Regions from separate parts of the Homo sapiens genome. Here all the other regions are linked to region 1. Evidence: read pairs that join two places in POLR2A ChIA-PET (ENCODE). Cell type or tissue: PC-9. All regions are shown on one strand. Each heading gives the region's core, and the rest is flanking DNA. Links, peaks and the distances in the headings are about the cores only. Region 1 overlaps RIPOR3 (RIPOR family member 3). Region 2 has its middle 88 kb from the start of ZFP64. Region 3 has its middle 18 kb from the start of PTPN1.

Region 1 (10,235 bases), core at 3,554-8,553:
CCTGAAGGTAGGGATTTATTTTTTTTTTTGAGATGGAGCCTCACACTGTCGCCCAGGATGGAGTACAATGGTGTAATCTCGGCTCACTGCAACCTCTGCCTCCCGGGTTCAGGTGATTCTCCTGCCTCAGCCTCCCGAGTAGCTGGGATTATAGGTGCACACTACCACGCTTAACTAATTTTTGTATTTTTAGTAGAGACAGGGTTTTGCTATGTTGGCCACGTTGGTCTTGAACTACTGACTTCAGGTGATCCACCTGCCTTGGCCTCCCAAAGTTTCTGAGATTAGAGGTGTGAGACACTGCACCCGGCCTCCTCTAGAATTTTAAAAATGGACCTCAAGTAAGTAGAATTGACCAGGTGTGGTGGCTCACACCTGTAATCCCAGTACTTTGGGAGGCCGAGGCAGGTGGATCACCTGCAGTCAGGAGTTTGATACCAGTCTGACCAACAGGAGTAGAGACAGCCCGTCTCTACTAAAAATACAAAAATAAGACAGGTGTGGTGACATGAACCTGTAATCCCAGCTACTCGGGAGGCTGAGGCACAAGAATCACTTGAACCCAGGAGCTGGAGGTTGCAGCAAGCTGAGATCTCACCACTGCACTCCAACCTGGCCAATGGAGTGAGACTCCGTCTCAAAGAAAAAAAAAAAAGAAAAAGTAAGTAGGATTGAATGATTCATAATTCCATAATGACATACTGAAAGGGCACCTGAACAGCCCCACCTACACTTCCATCTAACAATCTCTTTATAGCTATTTATAAAATGATAAATGCCTGTGAACCCATGGTCCCACCTGCGTGCTGGAACTCAGACAACCATTTTATATCAACTTCCGAACTCTTTTCCCATCTTGCCTCCCTCCCTCTCTCACTGTGGTAGTAGCTGCTATCTTGAATTCTGTGTTTAGCTTTCCCTTGCCTTTCTAAAAATTGTGGATAGAATTTATCACTTTAGCCATTTTAAGGGTACAATTCAGCGGCATTACGCACATTCACAATGTTGGGCAATTATCAGCGCCATCCATTTCCAGAACATTTTCATCTTCTCAATTTCCCTTGCTTAAAAAAATAGTTTTATCACCAGGCACGGTGGCTCATGCCTGTAATCCCAGTACTTTGGGAGGCCAAGGCGGGCAGATCACCTGAGGTCAGGAGTTCGAGACCAGCCTGACCAACATGGAGAAACCCCGTCTCTACTAAAAATATAAAATTAGCCAGGTGTGGTGGTGCATGCCTGTAAACCCAGCTACTAGGGAGGCCGAGGCAGGAGAATTACTTGAACATGGCAGGCAGAGGTTGCGGTGAGCCAAGATTGCTCCACTGCACTCCAGCCTGGGCGATGAGTGCGAAACTCCGTCTCAAAAAAAAAAAAAGTTTTATCACTTACATGTATGCCAAAATAATATATCATTTACTTTTACTGCTGTTTGAACTTTACGTAAAGATATATCTTGTCTTCTGGCACATACATGCAGACACACACACACACACATATTTTGAGACAGGGTCTCACTCTGTCACCCAGGCTGGAGTGCAGTGGTGCAATCTCAGCTCACTGTAGCCTTGACTTCTTGGGCTCAGGTGATCCTCCCACCTCAGCCTCCCTGGTAGCTGGGACTACAGGCGTGCACCACCACACTTGGCTACGTTTTTGTAGAGACGGGGCTTTGCCATGTTGCATATTGCCCAGGCTGGCCTCAAACTCCTGGCCTCAAGCAATCAGCCTGCCTTAGCATCCCAAAGGGCTGGGATTACAGGTGTGAGCCATGGTGCCCAGCCCCTGCACTTACATTTTTATAAATCATTTTATTGCTAAAATTCGTTGATATAATTGCTTATCACTTGTTCATTCACTTTTCTCTGCTGTGTACTATTCCATGGCATACCAGCATTTATTTTTCCTGTCTATGACCATGTGGGTTGTTTCCATTTGTCAGTTTTGTTTGCTACATACACGGTTCTGCTTTGAGGGTTCTTGTACTGTCCTATTGCACACATACAGGAGTGTGTCTCAAGTTTGTACCTGGAAGTAGAATTGCTGGAATATGAAATCGTATGCTGAATTATCTTCTAATGGTTGTACCAATTCACAAGCCACCCTCTACACATGGCATTTGTCAAACATCTTACTTTTTGCCACCTGAATGGGTGGAATTTGCCCTAGATCTTGACTGACATCAAGGACGGGGCTGGAATGTCCAAAAGCCTTGAATGGGCTGCGTGTTTGTGACGTCCCACATCTTTGTGGCACAGCTTCTCCTGCAGGAGAGGCAAGCCTGGCAGCTGTGCTACAGAAAGGAACACATGGCGTAGGGATTACAGATCTGATAACATCAACTTTTCCTTCCTCCCCTCCACCTCCTTTTATTTGGTCTGGTTCTCAACGCGTGTGGGGAACGGTGTGGTGAGGAAGGGGCGAATCCTTGGTCCGTGACAGGCACTGTTGCATGCACTTTACAGATATTGCTGTTAATTATTTACCTCTCAGATCCTGCAAATGGAGGTGCCCTTAGAAGCCCCACTTTACAGATATGGAAACTGAGGAACAGAGAGGTTAAGTGACTTGCCTGAAATTACACAGGGAGTAAATGGCAGAACTGGGTTTGAATCCAGCTCTTCTGGCTTCGTCCAAGGTTTATGCTGCCTTTCAGTAGCGCCTGCAGTGAAGGGTTGCAAACTCCTCAGTCCTACAGACTTGGGTTCAAACCCTGGATCCCCTACCACCTCACTGTATACCTCTGAGCAGTTACATCACGTCTTTGAACCTCAATTTCTCTAAAATAAAAAGAGCTATCTTTTCCAGAAGCCTCATTATATGTTTTTTTTTTTCTAGTGCCTTATTGTTTCTTTTCTTTTCTTTTCTTTTTTTTTTTTTTTTTTGAGACAGAGTTTGGCTTTGTCGCCCAGGCTGGAGTGCAGTGGTGCAATCTTGGCTCACTGCAGCCTCCACCTCCTGGGCTCAAGCAGATCCTCCCATCTCAGCCTCCCAAGTAGCTGGGACTACAGGCATGCACCACCACGCCCAGCCAGTTTTTATTTTTTGCAGAGACTGGGGTCTCACTTTGTTGATCAGGCTGGTCTCAAACTCCTGAGCTGAAATAGATTCACCCGCCTTAGCCCCCCAAAGTCCTGGGATTAAGGTGTGAGCCACTGTGCCAGCTATTGTTTCTTGTTAGGTCATATGCCCCTTCTTGAAATTTCCCCGGAATATGTTCTTTGGCTTACGCCTGTCAGAGCTCATCTCTGGAGTTGAGGGGGTATCAATGCCACTCACACTTGTACCTGCAAATCAGGGTGCCCTCCCACCCCCCGACCCAACAAAAGCCAAAGGCTGTTCGTAGGAGCAGGAGATAGGTGCTGGGCATCAGGAAAGCAAGTGTCCACTCTGGTCTGGCTGGGCTGGTTTGGGCCACTGACCTTCATGACCATTGTATTGCGTAAGAGGCTGCTCTGGTTGAGCTGTAACCAGCACAGGCAGCCTTTGGCCAGGTCGGCGTGAGATTACCAGCCTCGCACAGGCGGCTGCACACGACACGTCTGCAATACCTATTCTGAAGGGTAATTCTCTGGGATAAAGCATGTTTATGTTTTTTAGGGAGGTGGGGAAGAAAATTCCATTTCTGTTGCCAATTAGTTCTGCTTGAGAACAGCTTTTCTCAACACCAACATATTGGCTGCCCAGACTTGAGTTCTGTTGATTAACTCAAAGTGGGGAAAAAAGTGATTTTTCTTTCCTTCCTCCACCCCCAACCGTGAAACCCGGCTGTTAGTGATGAAAGGGGTCCTGTGGATCATTTAGTTTTCCTTGTCATGACTCCAGGAAAGGCTATAAAAATAATCAGTGGGCCCCGCTGGCCGTAATTGACTGTAGAGAGAAGTTGGCTACCACAGCGCCTGAGTTATGAGAATCTGTTTCAGATGCAGGCTTCAGTTGAGCCTCGTCTAATGACACCTGCTCCCCAAGGCCAGCGGAGGGTGGGGGTGCTGACGCTTGTCTGCATGCTTCTCTTCCTTCCCGGGTTCCAGGGAGCTCCTGGCAGAGGGACCCAGGACAAAACAGAGATGCTGGGAGGAGAGGACCAAGCATGGATCTGGCCCTGCTGCTTGCACCAAATTCCAGGTCTACTGTTTGTTTGTCTGTTTGTTTTGAGACAGGATCTTACTCTGGTTGCCAGGCTGGAGCGCAGTGGTGTGATCTTGGCTCACTGCAGCCTCAACCTCCTGAGCTCGGGTGATCCTCCCACTTCAGCCTCCTGGGTAGCTGGGACTACAGGTGTATGCCGCCATGCCTGGCTAATTTTTGCAGTTTTTTAGTAGAGACGGTTTTTTTTTTTTTGAGACAGAGTCTCACTCTATTGCCCAGGCCCGAGTGCAGTGGCGCGATCTCGGCTCACTGCAACCTCTGCCTCCCAGGTTCAAGTGATTCTCCTGCCTCAGCCTCCCGAGTAGCTAGGACTACAGGTGAGCGCCACCACGCCCGGCTAATTTTTTTTTTTTTTTTTTGTATTTTTAGTAGAGACAGGGTTTCACCATGTTTGCCAGAATGGTCTCGATCTCCTGACCTTGTGATCTGCCCACCTCAGCCTCCCAAAGTGCTGGGATTACAGGCGTGAGCCACTGCACCAGTGGAGATGGGATCTTGCCATGTTGCCCAGGCTGGTCTCGAACTCCTGAACTCAAGCGATCCTCCCACCTCAGCCTCCCAAATTGCTGGGATTACAGGTGTGAGCCACCGTGCCCGGCCCAGTCCACTGTTTGTTGGCCATGAACCTGGGGCAAGAAACTTCACTTCTTGGTGCCTCTTTTTTAAATTTTATTCTTTTTTTTAACCATAAACTCAACCAAGTGGCACCCTCATTTTATATATTTTTAAATATTATATATATATTTTTTGAGGTATATATATTTTAAAATATTATATGTGTATCTCTCTCTCTCTGTGTGTGTGTGTGTGTATATATATATATATTTTTTTTTTTTTTTTTTTTTTTTTTTTTTTTGAGACAGGATCTTGCTTTGTCACCCAGGCTGGAGTGTAGTGGTGCAATCCTGGCTCACTGCAGCCTCGAATTCCTGGGCTCAAGCAATCCTCCCACCTTGGCTTCCTGAATAGCTAGTACTACAGGTGTGGATCACCAGGCTTGGCTAATTTTTTGAATTTTTTGTAGAGATGAAGTCTCACTTTGTTGCCCAGGCTGGTCTTGAACTCCTGAACTCAAGTGATCCTCCCACCTGGGCCTCCCAAAGTGCTGGGATTACAGGCATTTTAAACAGATAATAATGGTTCCTCCTCCTGGGGTGATGTAAGGATTGAATGAGTTAATAACATGCAAAGCACTTGCAAGGAGCCTCCACCATGTGCAAAGTCCTGTGTCAACGCCAGCTTTTGTTATTTATTCAAGACTCCCCCACTCTTCCTCCCTTGACACTTGAGTCGTATGTGGTTGTGCCAAAATATCTTAGTCCAGTCCCCTGATGATGGACGTGAGATCAGTTCCGATCTTTTGTGATCACGAATAGCACTGCATTGAATAACCTGTAGCTTGTGAGCCAACCCCTCCACCCACCCCTTAAGGTATGTGAACCCCATGATAACCTTGGCCTTGGACTTTCCTTCCCGGAGCCTGCAGAACGAGGAGAGATATGTGGGCATGTGGCCAACTCTGGCCTGGCATGCAAACAGGCCTGTGGGGTGGGGTGGGAGGTGGGGGTAGGCCCTCCCTGAGCCAGGTGGGACAGATTCCTGCTGTGTCCATCTGGTGAGTGAGGAGCCACAGGGTGAGTTTCAGAGGGTTGGGCCAAGGCCACCCAGCCCCCAGGTTCCTGGTGAATGCCCTTATGTGGACTGGAGAGAGGAAACCTGTACTGTGCCTTGTGGGCTCTGCCCATTTTTTGTGATCTTCCTCTAGGAAGCCCGCTGGGATCTCTGCTCCAACACACTTTGCTATATCAGCCACCGGTTTAGCACCCATGGTGGCTGGTTCTCTTCTTGGGGGGCAAAACCCATGATGATTGAGAAAATGAGATGGGGAGTCAGGAGGCTGATTTTGGTCCTGACTTCCCAGCACCTCCACCCTTGTAACTCCTGTGGCTCCGTGTCCTCATCTGAAAGCAGACTAAGAAGACGAATAATAAGGCCAGGCGCGGTGGCTCATGCCTATAATCCCAGCACTTTGGGAGGTCGGGACAGGTGCATCAGTTGAGGTTAGGAGTTCAAGACAAGCCTGGCCAACATGGTGAAACCCCGTCTCTACTAAAAATACAAAAATTAGCTGGGCGTGGTGGCACGTGCCTGTAATTCCAGGTACTTGAGAGGCTGAGGCAGGAGAATCACTTGAACCAGGGAGGCAGAGGTTGCAGTGAGCTGAGATCGCCCCACTGCACTCCAGCCTGGGTGACAGAGTGAGATCTTGTCTCAAAAAAAAAAAAAAAAGGCCAGGCGCGGTGGCTCACGCCTGTAATCCCAGCACTTTGGGAGGCCGAGGCAGGTGGATCACCTGAGGTCAGGCGTTTGAGACCAGCCTAACCAACATGGTGAAAACCCATTTTTACTAAAAATACAAAAATTAGCCAGGTGTGGTGGTGTGTGTCTGTCATCCCAGCTACTCAGGAGGCTGAGGCAGAAGAATCGCTCGAACCCGGGAGGTGGAGGTTGCATTGAGCCGAGATTGCGCCACTGCACCCAGGCCTGGGCAACAAGAGCAGAACTCGGTCTAAAAAAAAAAAAAAAAAAAAAAGTAAAACAAGAAAATAATAATAATAATGGTAACAAATTCACAGGAAGGTCTTGTGAAGTCTCAGAGACGTAATGCAAATGGGTTTGGACCCTGTGTCTGGCACAAGAAATATAAGCTGGTGTGAGAAAATGACCTATCTATGGGAATGTCTGGGCCACAGGCACTTGCAGCCACCTATGAAGGGAGTTAGTCCGAATTCCCAGGGCCTTGGCAAATCATCCACCCTCAGAACTGAGTTTTCTCTAGCAAATGAGGGTGCTAATGATATGTATCCCAAGGGTTTGATGTGAGAATTAAATGAGACCAGGCACATATTGCTTTGCATTTACACTGTGGTATTGTTGATATTATTAGTTATCTGTGTTGATAGTTGTGAGCATCCTTCCAGACATTGGCACAATGCGGTGCACGCAGCTGGTGCTTGGTGACTGCAAATGGATTGACGGACAGGGCCCAGTATCTGGGCTGGGTGTGGGTGGCTCACACCTGTAATCCTAGCACTTTGGGAGAATGAGGCAGGAGGATTGCTTGAGCCCAGGAGTTTGAAACCAGCCTGGGTATAAGCAAGACCTCTACTAAAAAAAAAAAAAAAAAAAAAGTAGAATCTGGAGGATGCACTGATAGAGAAACCCATTTCTGATGTTGTGGAGCCCTTAGGGAGAATAAAGGGGAAAAGCCTGATGTGACCTCACCTGTGGGTTTTTTTATTTTGTTTTGAGACTGAGTATTGCTCTGTGGCCCCAGCTGGAGTACAGTGGCATGATCACGGCTCACTGCAGCCTTGACCTCCTGGGCTCAAGTGATCCTCCTACCTCAGCCTCCAGAGTAGCTGGGACCACAGGCATGCACCACCATGTCTGGCTAATTTTTGTATTTTTAGTAGAGACGGGGTCTCTCTATGTTGCCCAGGATGGTCTTGAACTCTTGGGCTCCAGCGAACCTCCTGCCTTAGCATCCCAAAATTCTGGGATTACAGGCATGAGCCCCCACACCCAGCCCTCACCTGTGGTTTTATAGTCAGCTACAGCTTAATTCTGGGAGATGATGGGCCTCATCCCACACACCATGGCAAGTACGTGACACAGCAGGAGGCAGACCAACTTCCCCTGACTCTCAGGGCAGCAACCTTCACCCTGACCTTCAGCCCCATGCAGGAAGCAGCCCGTCGGGGTGAGACACAGTATCCATCTGTGGCCAGAGCCCTTGCACATTTTTGACATTTTTGTGTCTTGGGACAAAAGGCGAAGGAACTCAGATGAACTGGTTCTTGTTTCCTGGTGGAAAAACACTCCTGCCCTTATGGAATCTTCGCTGTTGTGTGGTTTTGCCTGTATTTGTGTCTCTCCCTCACTACCCTACAGTTCAGCAGTAGCTATTCTAGAAAACCCACATAAGGTAGACCCAGGAATGATTTCTGGGATTGTCTGAGGATATTTAAGGGGCCAGAGGGCTCCCTGCACCATCGATGCTGGCCCTGGATCTCCTGCCCCGTCTGCCGTTCGACTTGCCCTGAATGCGTGAACAAATGAATGAGCAGACATTTGCTGGACAGCTGCTGCCCTCCAGGCACTGGTGTGCTGGTGTTCCACAGCCCGGGGGCCGAGAGCCACTCAAAGCATTCATATTGGGAAGTTGGCAGGGATGGTCTGGTCAACAGCATGGGCGTTGGCATTGGAGTCAGATGAACCTGGCTTTGTCAGACCCTAAATAGGGTGGCCTTGGACAGACCTGCCTGAACCTGTTTCCTCAACTGCAAAATGTGAATAAAGATAGCACAGTGTGGTCGGTGAGGACTGAGCAAGGAAGTGGCTCTAGCACTTGGCATACACAGTTGGTCCTTAAAAGTGGGCTTTAGACCAGATAGACCAAATTCAAATCTAGATCCAGCTATGAGTCCCTTAACTTCTCTGAGTCTTGATCACTCTCTCTGTAACATGGTATAGTAACCTCTTACAGTTGTTGTGAGGATTTAGGTGAATTCACACATATGATGCATTTATAATGCAGAGAACCTAGTGCATGGTAACCACCTGTATTAGCTTCCTAGGACTGCTGTAATGAAGCACCTCCAACTAGGTGGCTTCAAACAACAGAAACTCGTTCTTTCACAGTTCTGGATGCTAGAAGTTTGAAATCAGGGTGTCAGCAGGGCCACTTTCCCTCTGAAGACTCTAAGGAAGAATCCTTTCTTGCCTCTTAGCTTCTGCTGGTGGTCAGGGATCCTTGTTGTTCCTCAGCTTGCGGCTGCACCATCTTTGCACCACCACTTCCTGTGTGTCCCATCTTGTTTTAGACAGGATCTCACTCTGTTGCTCAAGCTGGAGTGCAGTGGCCTGATCATAGCTCACTGCAGCCTCAAACTCCTGGGCTCAAGCAATCCTCCCACCATGGCTGGCTAATTTTTAAATTTTTTAAGTTTAATTTTATTTATTATTTATTTATTTTTTAATAGAGATGGGGTCTTGCTATGTTGCCCAGGCCGGTCTTGAACTCCTGGCCTCAAGTGATCCTCCTGTCTCAGCCTCCCAAAGTTCTAGGATTACAGATGTAAGCCACTGCACCTGGCTTTTAGTTTCTTTTTTAGAGACTGGATGGGTTTCAGTATGTTGTCCAGGCTGGTCTTGAACTTCTGGGCTCAAGCCATCCTCCTGTCTCAGCCTCCTAAAGCCCTGGGATTACAAGTGTGAACCACTGTGCCCAGCCCCTATCCTCTTCTAATAAGGACACCAGTCATTAGACTTAGGGCCTACCCTAATCTAGTATGACCTCATCTTAACTAATTACATTTGCAAAGACCCTATTTCCACAAATGGTCACATTCTGTGTCTCTGGGTGGACATGAATTTTGGGGGAACACTGTTCAACTCACAACACCACCTAATCAATAGTAGCTATTACTAATACTCCTCTTACTACGGAATTTGCTCAGTGCATACTATGTCCTGGGCACTTCTCCAAACTCCTTTTATTCCTCTTCCCATTTAATCCTCTCCATGACTGTGAAATAGGTCCCAGGATTATCTCTGTTGAGGGCCAGAGAGGTGAGCTGATTTGCCCAAGGTCACATTTGTTAGCAAATGATAAATCTGGGGTTGGGACTCTTTTCTCTCTGACTCCAAAGCTGGCAAGGTTTTGAGACCCTCCAATCCCATCCCAAGAGCTTGGAGTCGGCTGTACTTTCTGTCCTGGAATCCCAGGCATCAGACATATGCTCTTTCCTGGCCCACACCTCCTTCCAGACACATCTTACCCAGAGAGGCTATAAAAAGCGGGGGAAAAGGAATCTTGTCTTTATAATGGCCAACATGGAGTTCTGCTCCTGCCTTGGAACGCTCGTGTCCGGCTCTCCCGTGGATTGAAAGCAGCATGACTCCTGTGCATGGCAGAGCTTGCCAGGGGTGTATATTTCATGCCTGACATCTGGTAACATTTTGGGAGTCTTGACTTGGGGCTACAAATGGAAAAATGGTTCATGAAGGTGTGATTTATTCAT
Region 2 (10,235 bases), core at 2,369-7,368, 1.4 Mb before region 1:
TTGGATGTTTTGCAAAAGAGTAAAAACAATTTTTTTCAAAAATAAGACTAATCAGTTGTCATTATATTTGTGGAACACATTTATCATTTTCACTTTGTTTTTGGCTACTATTATACCTACATGGAAAATGCAAGAAAAGACTATACCGAGATCCCATTTTATATCAATATAGTTGGCAAAAATCAAGACATTTTATAATCCTGAGTGTGAGAAAGAATGGGCTTCACATTTTGGGTTTTGTTTGTTTGTTTTCAAGACAGGTTCTTACTCTGTTGCCCAGGCTGGAGTGCAGTGGCGCAACCATGACTCACTGCCTCAGCTTCCAAGGGTCAGCTTCCTCCTGCCTCAGTTTCCAGAGTAGCTGGGAGCATAGGTGTGTGTCATCCGCCCAGCTAATTTTTGTATATTTTTTGTAGAAACAGAGTTTTGCCATGTCGCCCAGGCTGGTCTCAAACTCCTGAGCTCAAGTGATCCACCAACCTCAGCTTCCCAAAGTGCCAGAACTACAGGCATGAGCCACTGAGACTGACCTACGTTATTTCTTATACCTTGCTAGGGAAGTGTAAGTTAATACAATCACTTTGGCATTATCTCTTATACCACCCCCAGGTACACACTCACTCACGAGAAACTCTGACACTTTTTAGAAAGATCATAGCAGCACTGTTCACAATGGCAGAGACCTGGCAAAGGCCCAATTGCCCATCAACAGGAGAGTAGGTGAAGAAACTGGCATTTTCACACAGTGGAATATTTACAGAGCAGTCGAAATCAATAAACAATGACAGCAATTTGGATGATCTTAGCAAAATAATATTAAGTGAAAAAAAGTTATTCTTGGAAGATTACATACCCTTTTTATATTCTTTAAATATTAAAATTGTTTTTTTAAGGAATACATGTAGGTACAATAAAACTTGCTAAAGAGACAAAGCAAATGAATGAGATCTGTAGGAGTCAGGCTGTTGATTCTTAAGTTGTAGGGCAGAGGAGGGGAGGGGACATCAGGAGGCCATATAAAGAGAGATGTAGGTTGTGGTTAAGGTCCTACTTTGGGGCAGTAGGTTCCCTAGTACTTATTATATCATAATAAACAGAGGTGCAAGCAAGCAGCCTAAAAAATGTAGGCAAGTGTAGGCTAACAATAGGCCAGTAATAATGCCTCATGTACCAATAATTGATTGTGTACACCTGAGGTGAAATAACAACAAAGCAAATGCAAACACATGTACACACCTCAAGCAGTATAAGAGGGTCTCAGATGTCTCCCATCCCCCCATGCACCCCTCTTTCAACTTCCCCAGAGGCAACCACTGTTTATCCAGTCTCCTCAAAAGGAGATATGATAAACGTGTGTGTATATATACATATATATTTTTTGTTTGTTTGAGATGGAGTCTCACTCTGTCGCCCAGGCTGGAGTGCAGTGGCGCGATCTCGGCTCCACCTCCCGGGTTCAAGTGATTCTCCTGCCTCAGCTTCCCCAGGAGCTGGGATTACAGGCGTCCGCCACCATGCCCGGCTAATTTTTTGTATTTTTAGTAGAGACAAGGTTCCATCATGTTGGCCAGGCTGGTCTAGAACTCCTAACCTCATGTGATCCGCCCACCTCGGCCTCCCAAAGTGCTGGGATTACAGGAGTGAGCTACCGCACCCGGCCACGTGTATATATTTTCAAATGTCTTTACAGATCCGTGTAACTACACATACATCCCAAAGAAGACTTGAAGCGTTGTGTTTTTTAAAAAGTTTAAGTCTCGGAAATTTAACCTGACATGACTTCACCGGGCATTACACAAATATTCCCAAGTCGATTCACAACCTGAAAATCAAGGGGAAGTTTGAGGAAAACAGGTCAGCTTTTGAGAAATGGAAACAATTAAGCAAAAATGCCGTTCTCGCAGGCCCCGCCGTGGGGTTCGCCAACGGTAACCTCACAGAAGGCTCGTTACAGATGCTGCTAACCCCACAGGACCACCCCGTAAAACTCATACGCGGCGCTGTTAAAAATACAGATTCTCAGGCCCCGCCCCAAAAACTCGGAGATGAGCCTGGCTGGGTCTTTTTGAAACAAGGGCCCCCACGTGATTCTCAGGTTCGGGCAAGCTTGGGGCACAACCCAGTCTTAAGTAACTCCCTAATTTGAAGAAAGTAAACACCTGGGGGATGTAGGTGGCTTTCTTGCTTCCCATTGGATGTCAATTACGCGGCGCAAGGAGGGGTCTCCCTCGGGTCTCATCGAGGTCCCAGCCAGTCTGAGCATGAACGCTAATTAGCTCAACCCCCCGAGGACCACGCCTCCGTCACCTGCTGGGCGGGGCCGGCGCCGGGTTGGCCCCAAAAGCACTCCTGTGTGGTCCAAGAGCCGGTGCGCCCGAGTCACGGGGCGGGAGCGGGCGCGTGCTATATAAAAACACACATTTCTGGCCTCGGCCACCTGAATCCAGAACTTTCGGAATCTGCATTTCTCCCTGCAGTTGGAGACACTCCTCATTTAAAATTTAAATTTGGGTATGCAGCAGGGTTGAGAACCAGGAGTGGAGGTCGTGCTTCTCAGCTTGGATGCACATCAGAATGACCTGTGTGTGTGATGGGGGTGGTGAGGGAGGGAGACGGCTTTTTTAAAAAAACATCCCAGTGCCCAGGTCCCAGCCCAGACCAATTAAGTCCGAATCTAAAAGCGCAGCCTGTGCAGCGCAGCAGCCACAGCGCCACCTGGGAGCTCGTTAGAAATACAGGAGCTCAGGCCCCACCCCAGACCCACTGAGTCAGAATCTGCATTTTAACGAGATCCCCAGTGACTCGTGCGCACATTAAAGTTGGAGGAGAGCTGCGCTTCTGAAATTTTAATGGGCAAACGAATCACCTGGGGATCTCGTTAAAATGCAGACACGGTTTCTCAAACTTTAATGTGCATGCGAATCACCTGGGGATCTTGTTAAAATGCAGATTCTGATTCAGCGGGTCTGGGGTAGAGCCCGAGAGTCTGCATTTCTAACGAGCTCCCAGGTGGCGCGGGCTGCCCGGGAGCGGACCGCAAGTCCGCGGGACTCCTGGGGTCTTGGCTCCAGGCCAATCAGCCGTCAGGACTCTTGATAAATCGCCCTGCTCGGCTGATGAGCAGAATTGCCGGGACATGCGCGTTCCGGCCGAAGGGGGGTAATTTCCGAACTCCGGGAATTCGTTGTGTGAAGTAGGCCACTCCTAGGGACGCGCGGGGAGCCCGGTCCTCGCGCCATGTCGCGGCGCAAGCAGGCCAAGCCCCAGCACCTCAACTCCGAGGAGCCGCGGCCTGCGCGCCGGGAGTGTGCGGAGGTGGCCCCGCAGGTGGCGGGGGAGCCGGGTGAGTAGCGCCGCTGGAGCCCCGCCCGGGGGCTGGGGGCCGGTGCTCAGAGGTTCTCCGGACCCGCGCGGGTACGAGGACCGGGCAGGGGACCTGAAAGGGCGGGCGAAGCGTCCGGCGCAGAGTCCTGGGACTCGGACCTGGGCGTCCCCGCCCCCCGCCTTTGTAAATTACACTCTCCTGGAGTCCACCGTCCCCTTCCCCGCCTGGATTCCTCTAGCCACTCCTCTCAAGAGCTAGTCAACGAGTTTGCCTCCCAAACACGCTGGAAGGATGCTCAGAGGACCCCTCAGAGGCTGTTTTCGGGATGCGCGGGCACCCGAGTCTCCGGCCTCCTTGGCACTGGGCTTCGGCTGCGCGCCTGGAAGGTGGCTTCTTGCCTTGGGGTTACGTTTCAAATGCGTTGTCCAGGGAAGGCCTCACCGAGGAGCGGACGTTCGAGCGAAGACCCGAAGGATGGGAGGGAGCGAGCTGTGCAGGTACCCGGGGGAAGAGCATTCCAGGCCGAGGGAACAGAAGCGCAGGGACCCAGGGCGTCAGCGCTGCTGTAGCCCGAGAGGTCACCGGAGGCCCGAGAGGTGATGGGGGCAGACGGTGGGGGGCGGGGGACGGCCGTGAGCCTTGGTAAGAGCTCTGCATTTTATCTGAGCGAAGTGGGAGCCGTGGTGGGGATAGAGCAGTGATGCTGTCGCACTTAACAGGCGGCCCCCACACCCCCTCCTCGGCTGCCACGTGGACACAGGATGTAGCAAGGAGATCGTCGGCTACCTTAAGCCCCCCGGGCAGCATTTCTCGTCCCGGGATCCTCCGCTTCAGAAGAGCCTGCGGGAGGGGACCTTTTCTCGCTCGCCAAATTCTTCCTGCAAGTTAGGGATCCCCCCATCCCCCGCCTCCACTGGAATCTCAGGGGTGGGGTTGGGGAATCTGCATTTCTAAGGCGCTTCCCTTTTTGCTTATCTTGTGCTTAGATTAAGAGATTGTAGGTTCCTACTTTCTCTTAGGCTGCCAGCTCCCCGTGGTTAGCTGATACCTTTCCTTTAAGGGGCTGAGGAAAGGAGTTGTAACTGGACTTCCTCTTCTCCCCCGCTCTTTCCGGGCGCGGAAAGGAGGATGGGTCCCCTCTCCGGGGCGGCTCACCCCTCCAGAGCCGCGGGCTCTCCAGCTTCCGCATCAACTTCCACCACAGTCGGTCTGGTGGGTTTTGACCACAACTTCCCGAGGTGGTGGTGGAGGGGAGTAGTTTAATGAAGCCTCCACTAAACGAATAGCTTATATGTTAAAATAAAGCTTGCTCGAGTGGAGCTACCATAACCAGGATAGTACAACCACCCTCGTGCCCGAGGCCTGGGATGGAGATAGGCAGGTGAGACTTACAGGATCCCGTCCCCTGGGTCGAGGGGCGGGGCTCTTGCTGATCTCTGCGCCTCGGGGAAGTTGGGGAGGTACTGGGGATGCTGAGTCTTTTGGGGGAGGTGTTTATAGAAGAGAATTGCTGAGTAACCCCAGGCTGGAGTTGAAAGTCTGTGCACTGAGCTACTTTGGATTCCTGCAGCCAGCGCTGCGAGGCGCCTTCTGGAGCCGCACCCAGTGTTTCGGGCATGGGGAGGGTGTCGTGCGTCCTGGAGTACTGAGGTGACTTCTGTGGGAGCAGGACGCAAACTCTGCCGGCCCAGTAGTGTGCCTCAACCCCAGCCACCACTTCGGAGAAAAAACCGTCTTCCAACTGACGTTTTATCCTAGTACCTTTGGTCTGCGACACTGGCAAGGGGGTACATTTTTTACGAAGGTTGGGCCACTCTTAATTTGCAAGTGTCTTTGCAACTCAAGTAGCTTTTGGAGGAAAATAAAATGGAAAGTAATTAGTGGACTTCCTGTCACCACCAGTAAAATGACGAAGGGGCTGGAGGAACCTTACTGAGGGAACATCATCCGTTTCCCCAGGAGTTAAAACCCTCGCCATGCTAACCTGGTTTCTAATAGTCAAATGCGGCCCACCCCCACTTCCAGAGGCAGAGGGTCTCCCCCAGCTGCACCTTTCCCAGGAGAGTGGGCTTCAGGCCTTCTTTGGTTTCCTGGGTGTCTAAACGTAAAAGAAATCGGAGGCCCCTCACACCTCCCCATCAGAGGCTCTATCTGGGTCATCCTTTAACCCACCTCTCTCTCACTTTTCTAGTTTGCGTTGAAAACATGCATCTTTCTCCCCCTGAGAATCTGGTAGAATCTTACGTGTGTATATCAGTGAATAACACTAATAGCATTTATACAGTATTGACTAATACATGAGGTTCTCTTACATATACTAAAGAACTTCATCTAAGCTAATGAGACGGCCATAATACCCATTTCACAGATGTGGAAACTGAGGAACGGGGAAGTTGAGTAGCTTATCCAGTGGGACACAGCTAATGGTAAAACTGGAATTGAAACTTATCAGCTGGTTTCCCAGTCTGTTCCCCAAACCACTGTGTTATACAGTGCCTCACTTAGATTTGTTTTCAGTCTTGCTTGACTTCTGTGGAATTAAAACCCTCAAGAGTTTAATGGTTTTCTCTTCTAGTATGTGAGTTGCTATGTAATGAGGCTTTGTTTGTGTCTGTCCCTGAGGGACATAGGATGGGTTGCAGATCTGGCAAGTGTGGGTTCCAATGAGCTGAAAACTTCCAGTCCTGCAACCTTGAGCATCTGAGCCAGTTTCTTGCTCACAGAGCAAGAGACTCAAAAGTATGGTTCCCAGACCAGCATCGGCATCAACTGGGAACTTGTTAGAAGTGAAAAATCGCAGGCTCCACCCCATACCTACTCAATCAGGAACTCCAAATGGGAGCCCCTGCCACCTGTGTTTTAAGTAGCCTTCTAGGCAATTCTGATACACGCTGACGTCTGAGAACCACTGGCTGTGAGCTGTGCTTCTCAAATTGTAATGTGCTGTGCTCAGGAATCACCTGGGGATCTGGCTAAAGTACAGATTGGTTCTGTAAGTCTGGAGTAGGGCCTGAGACTGCTGCCTTTTTTTTTTTTTTTTTTGGAGATGGAGTTACTCTCACCAGGCTGGAGTGCAGTGGCACGATCTGGGCTCACTGCAACCTCTGCCCCACAGGTTCAAGCGATTCTCCTGCCTCAGTCTCCTGAGTAGCTGGGATTACAGGCACATGCCACCACACCTGGCTAATTTTTTTTTTTTTTTTTTTTTTGGTATTTTTAGTAGAGACAGGTTTCACTGTGTTAGCCAGGATGGGACGCCTGCCTCAGCCTCCCAAAATGCTAGGATTACAGGCATGAGCCACGGCACCCGGCTGAGACTCTGCATTTTTAACAAGCTCTCAGGTGATGCTGGTGCTCTAGGGACCACCCTTTGAGTAGCAAGGACTTACAAGTAATACAGCAGAATCATCTGGCAAGTGCTTCAAAAATGCAAGGCCCTGAGGTCAGGTGTGGTGGCTCATGCCTGTAATCCCAGCACTTTTGAGTGGTTAAGGTGGGCAGATTGCTCGAGCTCAGGAGTTTGAGACCAGCATGGGCAACATGGCAAAACCCTGTCTCTATAAAAACAAAACTACAAAAAATACAAAACTACAAAAAAATACAAAAATACAAAAACTAGGCATGTGGTGGTGCATGCCTGTGGTCCCAGCTATTCGGGAGGCTGAGGTAGGAGGATGGCTTGAGCCTGGAAGGCGGAGTTTGCAGTGAGCCATGTTGGTGCCACTGCACTCCAGCCTGGGTGACAGCGAGACCTTGTCTCAAAAAAAAATCGCAAGTCCCTGGAATCGCAAGTCCTTACTTGATCCACACTACCACCCCTCCTCCTGCCCCTAAGTTTTCAGTGAGTATAGGGTAAGGCCTGGGAAACTACACTGAACCCATGATCTAGGTGATTGTGACACAGATAGTATCAGGATTACACTTGGAAGAAACATTGGGAGTAGGACTACTGCAGACTTTCTCAACCCCAGCCCTATTGACCTTTGGGGCTGCATCGTTTCCTTGTGGGGGCTGTCCTATGCCCTATAGGATGTCTAGCAGCATCCCTGGCCTTCACCCACTAGATGCCATTCTCAAACATGCATGCAAACAGAATCATGACAATTGAAAATGTTCCCAGGCATTGCTGAGTGTCCTTTGGTGGTAGAATGGCCCCCAGTTGAGAGCCACTGGACTAGATCACTTGTTAAGGGGCTTCGAGCACAACTGCTAGGATGTGAAATCTGTAGTCCTCACTTGCGACATCTGAAGCCACGCAATTGTATTTACTCAGATGACACTGTACTGAGAACTTATATATTTTTTCATCTTGTTTAACTCTGCAACTCTGAGGCATGTAATCTCCTTTTGCAAACGAGTAAACTGAAGCTCAGAAAGGTTAAGTAGCTTGCCAATAGTTGCACAGCACATAGCTGAGCAAACCCTCTGCCTAAAACTGAAGCCCTCACCACTGTGCTCTACAGCCTCTCATGCTAAGATTCCTTCACCCGCACAAACTTCTCAATAAAAGTGATAATCCACCTTTTGTAATAACCTTAGGACAGAGAAAGTCCCAGACCTTGGCCTATAATTCATAAGCTAGTCAATCTTCTAAGACTTTAGATGGCTGTACACAGTGGCTCGTGGCTATAGTCCCAGCACTTTGGGAGGCTGAGATGGGCGGATCACTTGAGGTCAGGAGTTCAAGACCAACTTGGCCAACATGGTGAAACCCTGTCTCTACTAAAAATACAAAAATTAGGCAGGCGTGGTGGCGCACGTCTGTAATCCCAGCTACCTGGGAGTCTGAGGCAGGAGAATCGCTTGAACCCAGGAGGCAGAGGTTGCAGTGAGCTGAGATGGTACCACTGCACTCCAGTCTGGGCGACAGAGTGAGACTCTGTTTCAAAAAAAAAAACTTTGGGAGGCCGAGGTGGGTGGATCACAAGGTCAGGAGATCGAGACCATCCTGGCTAACACAGTGGAACCCCATCTCTACTGAAAATACAAAAAATTAGCCGGGCATGGTGGTGGGTGCCTGTAGTCCCCGTTGGGAGACTGAAGCAGGAGAATGGCGTGAACCCGGGAGGCGGAATTTGCAGTGAGCCAAGATCACACCACTGCAATCCAGCCTGGGTGACAGAGCGAGACTCCGTCTCAAAAAAAGAAAAAACTTCAGACCTTGATGGGACCTTTTTTCCTTTTAGATTTAAGTCTATTTTGAGATATTTCAGAATCTTCTAGTACTTAATCTTTGCTGTAGGAATCTTAAAACCTACATATTAGATTGAAACATGAAATTATTTGACCGTTTTGGCTAACAAAAATAGCGATTTCACCTAGTTCAACCTTCCTAAAAATAGACTATAGTGAATTCTCATCCATTGATCCACTTCAACCATTAATTGCATGTGGTCAATCTCATTTCTCCTTATGCCAGCTCTCTCCCTGCCCTGGATTATTTTTGAAGACAAATTCACATATCATACAACTTGTAAATGTTTCAACATTCATCCTTAGACTATGGGGAATGCTCTTTAAACTCTAATTCCATTTTCACACCAAAGTATAAAACCCCTGTAGCAAACTTGCAGTGAGTGAGCACACTTCTTACCATCTCAGCTTTTCCAGCATATTCTAATCAGGAGCCAAGTAAAGTCCCGATATTGTCGACCACCTCAAGTCTCTCAGTCTTTGCTTTTTCTCCTCTTCCATCTTTCTTCTTTCAAGTTATTTGTTGAAACAACTGTTTTATCCTGGAGATCAGTGATGTGTGGTCTGTGACCTTTTGCTGAACTGAGGCAAAACAAATCAGAAATCCAGAGTAAGCATCTTAAAAAAAAAAAAAAAAGTTTGACATTGCCATGGCATCCAGCTTTTTGCTGTATCTAATGATTGGGCTCTTTTTATCTTATTCCACCTCTCCCCTAATTCTTGTTTATCATATTTTACAGAAATATCAGCCTGGGATGGATTAGAAATTGTTAGAAAAAACTAGGTCTTCATGCCATTTAAGAAGTACTCATATGTTTTTTAGTTTAGATTTTGCCAGTTTCCCTGTTATGTGACAGTGTCCTGTCCCCTGTACTTCTTGGAAACCGTAGTAAGGGGAAGAGGACTTTTGCAAGACAGAGCATACATGGCTTGCTTTTTTTTTTTTTTTTTGGTAAAGACAGAGTCTTGCTCTGTTGCCCAGGCTGGAGTGCAGTGGCATGATCTCGGCTCACTGCAACCTCTGCCTCCCAGGTTCCAGCGATTCTCCTGCCTCAGCCTCCCGAGTAGCTGGGACTACAGGCACATACCACCATGCCTGGCTGATTCTTGTATTTTTAGTAGAGACAGGGTTTCACCATATTGGCCAGGCTGGTCTCGAACTCCTGAACTCGTGCTCCACCAACCTCAGCCTCCCAAAGTGCTGGGATTACAGGCATGAGCCACCCCGCCTGGTCACATGGCTTTCATTTTTTTTAAATTTTTTCTGGAAAGGTGAAGGGAGGTGAAATAAGCCCAAACCTACTGTATTCTAAGACTTAGCATGGTGGTTATAAATGAGAAACTAAGCAAAACTATGCCTCAATTTCAGCTTCAGAACTTGATGATGATGTTCCAAAAGCAAACTGCCTCTCCACTGAAAGCACTGACACTCCGAAGGCCCCTGTCATCACTCTTCCCTCAGAGGCAAGGGAACAAATGGCCACCCTTGGAGAGAGGACGTTCAACTGTTGCTACCCAGGTAAGAGTAAAACCCTGCGTGCTGAGCCGCTTCTGAGCCAAGCACTGATCTGCAAGCCCTACGTGAATCTCTGAGCTGCCTGCTCATGTTACTCTTGTTTGCTGACAACATGCCAGTATCTACATCAGCACACAACAGCCTTCCCTGGGGGGCCTAAGAGGCCTGTAGCATCCAGAGCTCAGCGTGGGACTCACCAGA
Region 3 (10,235 bases), core at 2,326-7,325, 190 kb after region 1:
TTGACATCACTGAGTTATCGAATTGTCCCTGGGACTGCCTAGCTCTGGACTTATTTGAAGACATCATAAACATTTTTACTACTTAAGCCACTTTGGGTTGGTTTTTTTGTTACCTGCAGCTGAGAGCATGCTAACTGATACAGGGTCTTTGTCTTCTGTCTCTACCTTCCTTTAGCCCTATGGGTCTCATGTTTAGACACATTCCTTCCCCAGAGCACCAGTTGTTTGGAAGTCAAGATCTTTTGGAAACTACCTGTATTAACTTATCATCACTGCCTGCTAAATAAGATTCTCTCTGGTCACTCCTTACTTCTTCATTTCAGGAGCGAAATTGGTATCTGGTGGGGTGAAAGCAGAACCTCGGCCTTCATGCAACTCTGTGTTTGGGTATGGAATGATCCTCTCATATTGGTCTTAGCAATCTGCACGTGTGTCTCTCTCAGCCCTCACAGTCGTGGATCCTGTAGTATTCATCTTGCTATGTCCCCAGGGCCTAGCCCAGGACCTGGGCGAGAAGAGGTGCTCCCTGAATGCTTGTCAAATAAATATATGAAGAATTAATCATCACATCCCATTTTATCACCTCCCTAAACAGAGTCATTTTCCCTCCCCACTGCCTTCCTGCATTCCTCTAGGGCAAGATGGTTCTTGCAGAGAGAGAGAGAGAGAGAGTGAGAATGAAGAAGAGGTTAACCCAATTGTCATTTCCAAAGCAGCTGTTAATCCCTGCCTTCTTAAATTACCCTTATTGTACCCACTTTCAGCCTCAATGTTGGGTCAGCACTGAGGCAACTCTGACTTTGGTCTCCTTTAAAAAAAAGGAAAAAGAAGGAAGGAGGGAGAGAAGGAAACTCTGCCTGTATTCAAACCATTTCAAGAAACATGGTTGAACTAAAGAGAGAAGCAATTTAAAGTGGGTGTTTTCACACGCAGAGCTGGAAGTTCTAGCATTGGAGGTAGGACATTTTTGTTGTTCTTATTTCTTTTTCTTATCACAAAAGGAATACTCATTTAATGAAGAAAACTTGAAAAGTGCATATAAAAGAGACACAACTTACTTTTTTTTTTTTTTTTTAAACGGAGTTTCACTCTTGCTACCCAGGCTGGAGTGCAATGGAGCGATCTTGGCTCACCGCAACCTCTGCCTCCCAGGTTCAAGCAATTCTCCTGCCTCAGCCTCCCTAGCAGCTGGGATTACAGGCACGCACCACCATGCCTGGATAATTTTGTATTTTTAGTAGAGACAGGGTTTCTCCATGTTGGTCAGGCTGGTCTCGAAATCCCGACCTCAGATGATCTGCCTGTCTCGGCCTCGCAAAGTGCTGGGATTACAGGCGTGAGCCACTGCGCCTGGCCCACAACTTACTTTTAACTCTTACTACCTGTGCTGGTCACTGCTCACGTGTTGTGTGTGTGTTTTTTGTTTTGTTTTGTTTTTGTTTGAGACGGAGTCTCACTCTGTCCCTCAGGCTGGAGTGCAGTGGTGCGATCTCGGCTCACTGCAAGCTCTGCCTCACGGGTTCACGCCATTCTCCTGCCTCAGCCTACCGAGTAGCTGGGACTACAGGCGCCCGCCACCATGCCCGGCTAATTTTTTTTTTGTATTTTTAGTAGAGACGGGGTTTCGCCGTGTTAGCCAGGACGGTCTCGATCTCCTGACCTTGTGATCTGCCCACCTCGGCCTCCCAAAGTGCTGGGATGACAGGCGTGAGCCACCGCGCCTGGCCACTGCTCACATTTTGGTAAGCACATTTTCACAAGTTCTTAGGTCTCTCTGTCACTTCATCTCGATCTTCATCCTCCCTTTATTCTAACCCCTCCCTTTCACTCTGTCTTTCTGAGGTCTCTGTCTCTCTCTTTCTCTTTTTATCAATTTTTTTTTTTTTTTTTTTTTTGGTGACAGAGTCTCACTCTGTTGCCCAGGCTGGAGTGGCACAATCTTGGCTCTTTGCAAGCTCTGTTTCCTGGGATCAAGTGATTCTCCTGCCTCAGCCTCCCAAGTAGCTGGGATTACAGGCATGTGCCACTACGCCCAGCTAACTTTTTGTATTTTTAGTAGAGACAGGGTTCACCATGTTGGCCAGGCTGGTCTTGAACTCCTGACCTCAGGTGATTCGCCCGCTCAGCCTCCCAAAGTGCGAAAGAGATAAATACCCCAGCTCCTTGCTTCTCAGGTATGGCAATGTGGAGGCATGGCCCTTACATGGGTGGGTTTGAGCCCCACTGGCCCACATGCTCATTCATGTCCCTTCCCAGACATTATTTGAAGACATTATTTGAAGACATCAGGAGCATTTTTACTGTTTAAGCCACTTTGGATTGGCTTGCTACTTGCAGTTGAGAGCATGCTAACTGGTACATGGTCTTTGTCTTCTGTCTCTATCTTCCTGTAGCCCTATGGGTCTGAAGTTCAGCCATATTCCTTCCCCAGAGCCCTAGTTGCCTTGGAAGTCAAGATCTTTTAGAAGCCACCTGCATCAACTTTTCACCACTGTCCTAAATCAGAAACTTCGTGGTCACTTCCCCACTCCTCACCTGCTGCCTCCAAGGATCTCCTCAGGAATAAATTACTTGCATTTAAATCCTTGTCTCAGAGTTGGCTTCTGGAGGAACTCAGATGAAGATGGCAGACTTATCACTTTTCCTTTTGTCTAACTAAAAGGCTTCAAATAGAAATCAATTATTCAACTGATTATGAATCCAAAAATTTCTGGCATATTTGAAAGAGCAGATCATCCCGACTTTTAGTCCTCAAGATATCAAAAATATTGCATCTCCATCTAGCACCTCCCCCCCCATTACACACCTGCTTTGTGCTAGGCACTTTACATGTGCAACAGGATGATGTTAGGGGTGCTCTGAGTCTCTTGGCCTAAGTTCAAAGGTCATTCAGCAGTTGGGGTCAGCCACCTTCCTTCACGGCTCGCTGTGGAGCCATTTCAGCAGAATGGCAGCCCATCCTTATGCCCATTCTACCGTGGGCGTCAAGGAGAAGGGGAAAGAGAGCACGTCTTGCTTCTCCTGCTCCCCCTACCCATTGTCCCAGCTCCAAGCCACTAGAATCATGAGTCTGGCTTGAACTGGGTGACATGGGGCCAGGGGATCTAAAAGAACTTTGAATCAGATCTGAGAATGAAGTTTTTTCCAAGGAAATTTATATTGAACTATAAAACACATACAGAAAAGTATATGTGTGTACATGCACACAGATATATCATAAGTGCACGGCTCAGTGAATTTCCCCAGACTAAACATGCTCACATAACCTGCACCCAGATCAAGATACAGAACTCTCCCAGCCCCTCAGAAAGCTACCTAGTAACCCTCCTAGTCACTACCCTTTGCCAAGGGTGACCACTATCCTGCTAACACCCTGGATTGCTTTTGCCTGTTTTTGAACTTCACATAAATGGAATCATGCCGTGCATGCTTTTTGGTGTCTGTCTTCGTTTGTTCGACATCATGACCATGAGACTGGGTCTCGTTGTGCTTCACTGGTTGAGACTGACATTCTAATTGGAGGAGATTTGGGTTTTAAGACCTGAAATAGACAGCTTTGGTAACCAAAGAGTCAGTCAGGCATGCTATGGAATTGTTGAGAGGCTGGTTGAGGAAGCCCATTCTTTAATAGCTCCGTGACTTTGGGCAACTCATTTAAGTTCTTTTTTCTCTATTTCTGTAAAATGGAGATAACTATTGGTCCCTACCTCAGAAGCTCATTGTGAAGATTTGGTGAGTAATATATGCCAAGAGCTTAGGCAAGTGCCTGGCACAGAGGCGGGGCCACCTGGGAGCTTGCCGCTACCTCTGCTCCTGCCTCTACTACCACTACTCTGTTATTCTGATCATTCCCCAGAGGGAAAAAGGAAATTTCAACAGAGACCATTTGGTAGCAATTATTGTAAAAATAAAGTGGTTTCGTAGTTACACCTCAACAAGTTGAGACGTACCCCTGAACCAGTTAGACATGTGTCACCTCAGTTAAAGTTCACATCAGCCCTGAGAAGTGAATGCTTGTTTGACAAATGAGGCAACTGAGGCTCAGAGGGAGAAGCAACGCACTCCCTCAACTCACTCCCACAGGGTTACAGAGCGAGCTGGTGGTGGAGCCAGGGTCTCTGTGACCCTGTGTGCTGTTCTCCTTGCCCTTTTACCTAATTCTCCTGCTGGAGCTGGTGGTCCTTAGGATGCACTGGGATGACCCCATTGGACTGCCTTTGGCATGACCTTCTAAAGCATGTGGTGCTGCTTTAGAACTTATCAAAATATTTTCTGTGTGGATTTCCCATCAGCCTGTTCACATGAGGCTTAATCTTTCTTGTGGGTCTCATAAGTAGCACTTTATGAAATACCAGGTGAGTCAGTCATACTCAGCAAACGAGTTTTATGATGACTAAGAATGTTGGGGCTTTTTGCTGAAATTAGCCAACTGAGGTAACAGAATTCTTCCATTGCATATCACAGAAATTGGTTCTGGTCAGGCCGGGTGTGGTGGCTCATGCCTATAATCCCAGCACTTTGGGAGGCCGAGGCAGGCGGATCTCCTGAGGTTAGGAGTTCAAGACCAGCCTGGCCAACATGGTGAAACCCCATCTCTACTAAAAACACAAAAAATTAGCTGGGCCTGGTGGCGGGCGCCTGTAATCCCAGCTACTCGGGAGGCTGAGACAGGAGAATCGGTTGAACCTGGGAGGTGGAGGTTGCAGTGAGCCGAGATGGCGCCACTGCACTCCAGCCTGGGCAACAAGGACGAAACTGCGTCTAAAAAAGAAAAGAAAGAAAGAAGGAAAAAGAAACTGGTTCTTACCAACAGAAACAGAAAAGGAATTTGTTAGAAGGATATAAGGTGCTTTTTAGAAATGGAGCAAGAAAGCTCTGAAACCAAGTTTAGAAAGAATTGGCCACATGATGCGCTGGGGGATCTTGCTGGCATCAACTCACGAGTGTGCTCTTCAGCTCTGAGGGTGCGGCACTCAGGACGCTTTGGCTGCAAGTAACAGAAAACTCAACTCAACCTGGCTTAAGCAGTAAGGGAGTTTATTGTAGGAAGGGCAACACCAAGGTTGGTTGATTCAGAGGTTCAAGAATGTAATTGAGATCCAGGGTTCTCTCTCTTTCTTCCCATTACTATCCATGTGTTGGCTTTATCTGAAAACTGGTTCCCTGTGGCTGCAAAACGGGGCACGCTGCCAGTAGTGATTATGACGGTAAGATCATTTGCTAAATCATCCAGTGCGAAAGAGAGGGAGTGTCTCCCCATAGCTCTCTCTTGAGAGTAAGGAAATGTTACTGCCAGAAGTCCCCAAGAAATCTATCCTGGTGTCTTTTTTTTTTTTTTTTTTTGAGGCAGGGTCTCACTGTGTTGCCCAGGCTGGAGTGTAGTGGCGTGATCATGGCTCACTGCAGCATCAACCTCCTGGGCTCAAGCAATCCTCCCACCTCAGCCTCCTGAATAGCTGGGACTACAGGAGTGCACCACCACACCCAGGTAATTAAAACTTTTTTTTTTTTTTTTTGTAGAGACAGGGTCTCACTATATTGTTCAGGCTGAACTTGAACTCCTGGCCTCAATGATCCTCCCACCTCAGCCTCCCAAAGTGCTGGAAATACAAGTGTAAGCCACTGCAGCCAGCTCCCCTGGTGTCCTATTGGGCAAAACTGGCTTGGGCCTGTTCACTCCTGAACCAATCATCAGCAAGAGGCACAAGGGATGATTTTGGCCCCCAGGGGACATTTGACAACGTGTGAAGACATTTTTGGTTATCATAACTAGGAGAGGTGCTAGTGGCATCTCGTGGGTAGAATCTGGGGCTGCATCTATATATCCTATAATGGACAGGACAGCTCCTTCCCATCCCTTGCACACAGAAAAGAATGAACTCTCCCCAAATATCAACAGTCCTGATATTGAGAAACCTTGGCTTAGACAAATCAGGCACATCCCTGCTCCTGGGATATAATAGCCTGGTGAGAGTCATCCACAGTTTCCACTGCAAACTTTCTTTCAGAACTTTTTTTTGTCATTCTGTTTGAGATTGAAATTTCAGAGAGGGTTTGTTTGGCTTGGCCTGGGTTACATACCCATTTACAGAATAGTAGAGGACAAGGCACTGTGGTTGACCTGAAGCTCCTCCACAGGAAGCTTGGGATACTGGCATGGGAAGTGGAACGGATGTTAAACAAGCAACAACAACAAAAAAGCCCACCTCAACTGGGATGAACTTCCTCAGTGACATTCCTTACAAAGAAGAGGGAGACATCCTGGAATGATATGGGGGAGGGGTGGGGAGAGGGACAGTATGATATATATTAGCTTGACTTTATTATTTTTGTGTATATTTTTGGAGATGGAGTCTTGCTCTGTTGCCAAGGCTGGAGGGCAGTGGCACGATCTTGACTCACTGCAACCTCCACCTCCCGGGTTCAAGTGATTCTTCTGCCTCAGCCTCCCGAGTAGCTGGGATCACAGGCATGTGCCACCATACCCAGCTAATTCTTGTATTTTTAGTAGAGACAGGCTTTCACTGTGTTGGCCAGCCTGGTAGCTTGACTTTAGAGATGACTGTCATCAATTCCTTCCCTCCCCATATGTGTGTGCCACTCCTCCTTGAGATAGGGGGTCTAATCCTCAGCCCCCTTGAATTTGGCCTGGGCTTGACCTTGTGACTGTTTTGACCAATAGAAAATAGTGGAAATGATGCTGGGTCAGTTCTGGACTTCCTGCTCCAGTAGCCAACTGCATGAGAGACCCCCATGTGAGAGCCACTCAGCTAAGCTGTCAACCCATAGAACTGTGAGTGGTATAAATAATTGTTGTTTTTAAGCCACTAGCCACTAGGTTTTTTTTTTTTTTTTTTTTTTTTTGAGACGGTGTTTACGTCTGTTGCCCAGGCTGGAGTGCAGTGGCATGATCTCGGCTCACTGCAGGCTCCGCCTCCCAGGTTCACGCCATTCTCCTGCCTCAGCCTCCCGAGTAGCTGGGACTACAGGCACCCGCCACCACGCCCAGCTAATTTTTTGTATTTTTAGTAGAGACGGGGTTTCACCGTGTTAACCAGGGTGGTCTCGATCTCCTGACCTCGCGATCCGCCCACCTCGGCTCCCAAAGTGCTGGGATTACAGGCGTGAGCCACCACACCTGGCTTAAGCCACTAGGTTTTGAGGTAGTTTGTCATGCAGCAATTGATAACCAGAAAAATACATCAATATAATATACATATAAAATAAAGATATTTCTATTTTCATATTTACTAATTGTATTAGTTCATTTTGCATTGCTATAAAGGAAAACCTAGCCTGGGCAACATGGTGAAACCGCATCTCTTCAAAAAATACAAAAATTAGTTGGGCGGGGTAGCTCACTCCTGTAATCCCAGCACTTTGGGAGGCTGAAGGGGGCAGATCACTTGAGGTTAGGAGTTCGAGACAAGCCTGGCCAACATGGTGAAACCCTTTCTCTACTAAAAATACAAAAAGTAGCTACTAAAAATACAAAATACAGGTGGCATGCACCAGTAAGTCCCAGCTACTCAGGAGGCTGAGGTGGGAGGATTGTTTGAGCCTGGGAGGTGGAGGTTGCATAAGCCACAATCGCACCACTGCTCCAGCCTGGGGGACAGAGTGAGGCCCTGCCTCAAAAAAAAAAAAAAAAAAAAAAAGGAATACCTGAGGCTGGGTAGTTGTTTATAAAGGAAAGGTTTACCTGGCTGGCTCATGGTTCTGCAGGCTGCACAGAAAGCACAGTGCCAGCATTTACTCACTGCAGGAGGTGAAGCCGGAGAAGGCATGTCGCATGGTGAGAGAAGAAGCAAGAGAGATGCCAGGCTCTTTTAAACAACCAGCTCTTGAGTGAACGAACTGAGTGAGAATTCAGCCATTACCATGGGGAGGGCCCCAAGCCATCCATGAGGGATCTGCACCCATAACCCAAACACCTCCCACCAGGCCCCACCTCCAACACTGGGGATCACATTTCCACATGAGATTTGGAGGGGATGAACATCCACTGTATTACTAATATTTTAGTTAAAAATATTTTTATTATAAAAGTAATAAAAAAGCATCATGAAAAATTGGAAAAAAAACAAACACCCCTGGTTACACGGATTTAACTCTAATCACAATCAGCATTTAGTTGTGTATTCTTCCAGTATTTTATTCTCATGCAAGCTTTCAATCCAGCAGTTTGAGAGCATCTCTTTTTTCTTTACTTTTATGTCATCATTATTATTCTACATGGCCATAGCGTCTTTACAACCAGCAAGATATAAGAGCTACCTAGACTGAATAATGGTCTCCCCCAAAGATGTCTGTGCCCTAATCCCTTGAACCTGTGAATGTTACTTTATATGGCAAAAGGGGCTTTAGAGGTGTGATTAAAATATGGATCTTGAGATGGGTGGTGGGGGGTTACCCTAGGTTAGCACAGTGGGCCCAGTATAATCACAGGGGTCCTTATAAAAGGGAAGCAAGAGGGTCAAAGTCAGAGAAGGCCATGTGAGGAAGGCAGCAGGGTCAGAGAGAGACTGGAAGATGCTATGCCACTGGCTTTAAAGATGAAGGATGGACCAACCACGAGTCAAGGAATGCGAGCGGCCTTTAGAAGCTGGAAATGGCAGGGAAACAGATTCTTCCACAGAAGCAAGGCAGCTCTGCCAACACCTTGAGTTTAGCTCCACAAGACCCATTTTTGGACTTCTGGACTCCAGAACTATAAGATAATAAATTTGTGTTGCTTTCGGTCACTAAATTTATGGTAATTTCTTACAGCAGCAATAGAAAACTAAGATATCACCTTATTGAGCATTTTACACACATCATCTTATTTAATTTTCACGGCTGCCCTGAGGGACAGGTCCTATTACCATCTGCATTTCAGAAATGAGAGCGCTGGTACTCAGAGAGATGAAGGGACTTCCTCTGGCCTCACAGCTGCTACTTGCAGAGCCAGAGGGACACGTGCTAGCCGTACTATTTATGGTTGTACTTAAAAACACCACTTATATCGGATTTATCGGGACTCATATAAACATACAGACATTGGTCTATGCCTCTGTCATTTGCTATTTTTTTTCATTGTTTTTTTCTGGAATTAACATTGTGAGTTCTGTGGAAGTCCCACCAGCCATCAGATGAAAACCGCAGTTTTGAAATTGCAAGGGTCATTGACTCACCAGACAGTTTTTTTGTTTTTTTGTGTGTGTGTTTTTTTTTTTTTTTTGAGCCAGAGCCTTGCTCTGTTGCCCAGGCTGGAGTGCAATGGCATGATCTCGGCTCACTGCAACCTCCACCTCCCCGGATCAAGAGATTCTCGTGCCTCGTCCTCCCCAGTAGCTGGGATTACAGGCACCCGACACCACACCACGATAATTTTTGTGTTTTTAGTAGAGATGGGGTTTCACCATGTTAGCCAGGCTGGGCTCAAACTCCTGACCTTAAGTGAGTGATCCACCTGCCTTGGCCTCCCAAAGTGCTGGAATTACAGGCATGAGCTACCGTGCCAGGCTTAGACAGTCTTTATTGATATTGACACCAAAGAGTTTCATTTAAAAAGATGAAATCCAAGTTTGATCTGGGGTTTGGATGGGCCAGATGTAGCTTTGAAGATCTACTGAATTTTCACTGTTATGTCAACCTCCTGTTTTTGAGATTGAATTTTCATGATACATTTATAGAAAATCTGCAAAGCTCCTGAAATGGAGTCAAGATTAAACACATGTCTACTCTGAAGATGGCCAAGAGTCTGAGGATTATTTTCTGCTCAGTTGAGGTTTCTCCTCCTCCTGCAGGTTGGTCTATCCATGAGCTGAGCTCACGAAGATAAGTGTGGAACCCAGCACTGTTTCCCCAGAGTGCTTTTGCATTTACCTGTTTGGAACAATCTTTTTTGTATGTGCTGGAAAACAGTCATTCCTGTCAACCAGCACCAAATGTCTGCATTGCCTTATCTTTCTTTCGTTTGCTCATAGGTACATGTGGTTCAAATGGTGAGCATGACCACCATCTAGCTTCCTGTTACCCGAGTCCCCCCGGGAGTCAAGATTTACCTCATAGTTCTTACCAAGCTTGATTTATTTTCTTTTTCTTTATCTTTTTTTTTTTTTTTTTGAAACAGAGTCTTGCCCTGTCACCCAGGCTGGAGTGCAGTGGTGTAATCTCGGCTCACTACAACCTCTGCCTCCTGAGTTCAAGCAATTCTCCTGCCTAAGCCTCTCGAGTAGCTGGGATTACAGGCG

The links. Peaks named below come from ENCODE experiments on the same cell type or tissue, not always from the same donor. Only the 100,000 strongest peaks of a DNase experiment are listed, where the experiment ranks them.
Region 2: POLR2A ChIA-PET joins it to region 1 with 15 read pairs; 2 of 35 experiments call an interaction of 5 or more read pairs at or near these places.
Region 3: POLR2A ChIA-PET joins it to region 1 with 19 read pairs; 3 of 35 experiments call an interaction of 5 or more read pairs at or near these places.

The regions. Positions count from the first base shown.
Region 1 is chr20:50,673,875-50,684,109 of GRCh38, reverse strand. The region is part of intron 1 of RIPOR3 (RIPOR family member 3); the gene reads left to right. It overlaps LOC105372659 (a long non-coding RNA gene), which reads right to left. Exons shown (of 5, transcript XR_007067644.1): 5 at 9,690-10,193. Among named protein-coding and RNA genes, the nearest start is that of RIPOR3, 13 kb to the left of the region's middle. In PC-9, for the core only: no CTCF peak of the experiment used is centred there; DNase peaks (open chromatin) are centred at 4,159, 5,599, 7,949, 8,389 and 1 weaker place; H3K4me3 peaks cover 1,144 bases; H3K27ac peaks cover 4,888 bases.
Region 2 is chr20:52,098,240-52,108,474 of GRCh38, reverse strand. It overlaps a transcript of ZFP64 not described here. Among named protein-coding and RNA genes, the nearest start is that of ZFP64, 88 kb to the left of the region's middle. RefSeq lists enhancers at 1,867-2,833, 2,834-3,802. In PC-9, for the core only: CTCF peaks have their summits at 2,501 and 2,701; DNase peaks (open chromatin) are centred at 2,734, 3,154, 3,654 and 4,804; H3K4me3 peaks cover 3,343 bases; H3K27ac peaks cover 3,316 bases.
Region 3 is chr20:50,487,314-50,497,548 of GRCh38, reverse strand. No RefSeq gene overlaps it. Among named protein-coding and RNA genes, the nearest start is that of PTPN1, 18 kb to the left of the region's middle. In PC-9, for the core only: no CTCF peak of the experiment used is centred there; a DNase peak (open chromatin) is centred at 4,368; H3K27ac peaks cover 1,908 bases.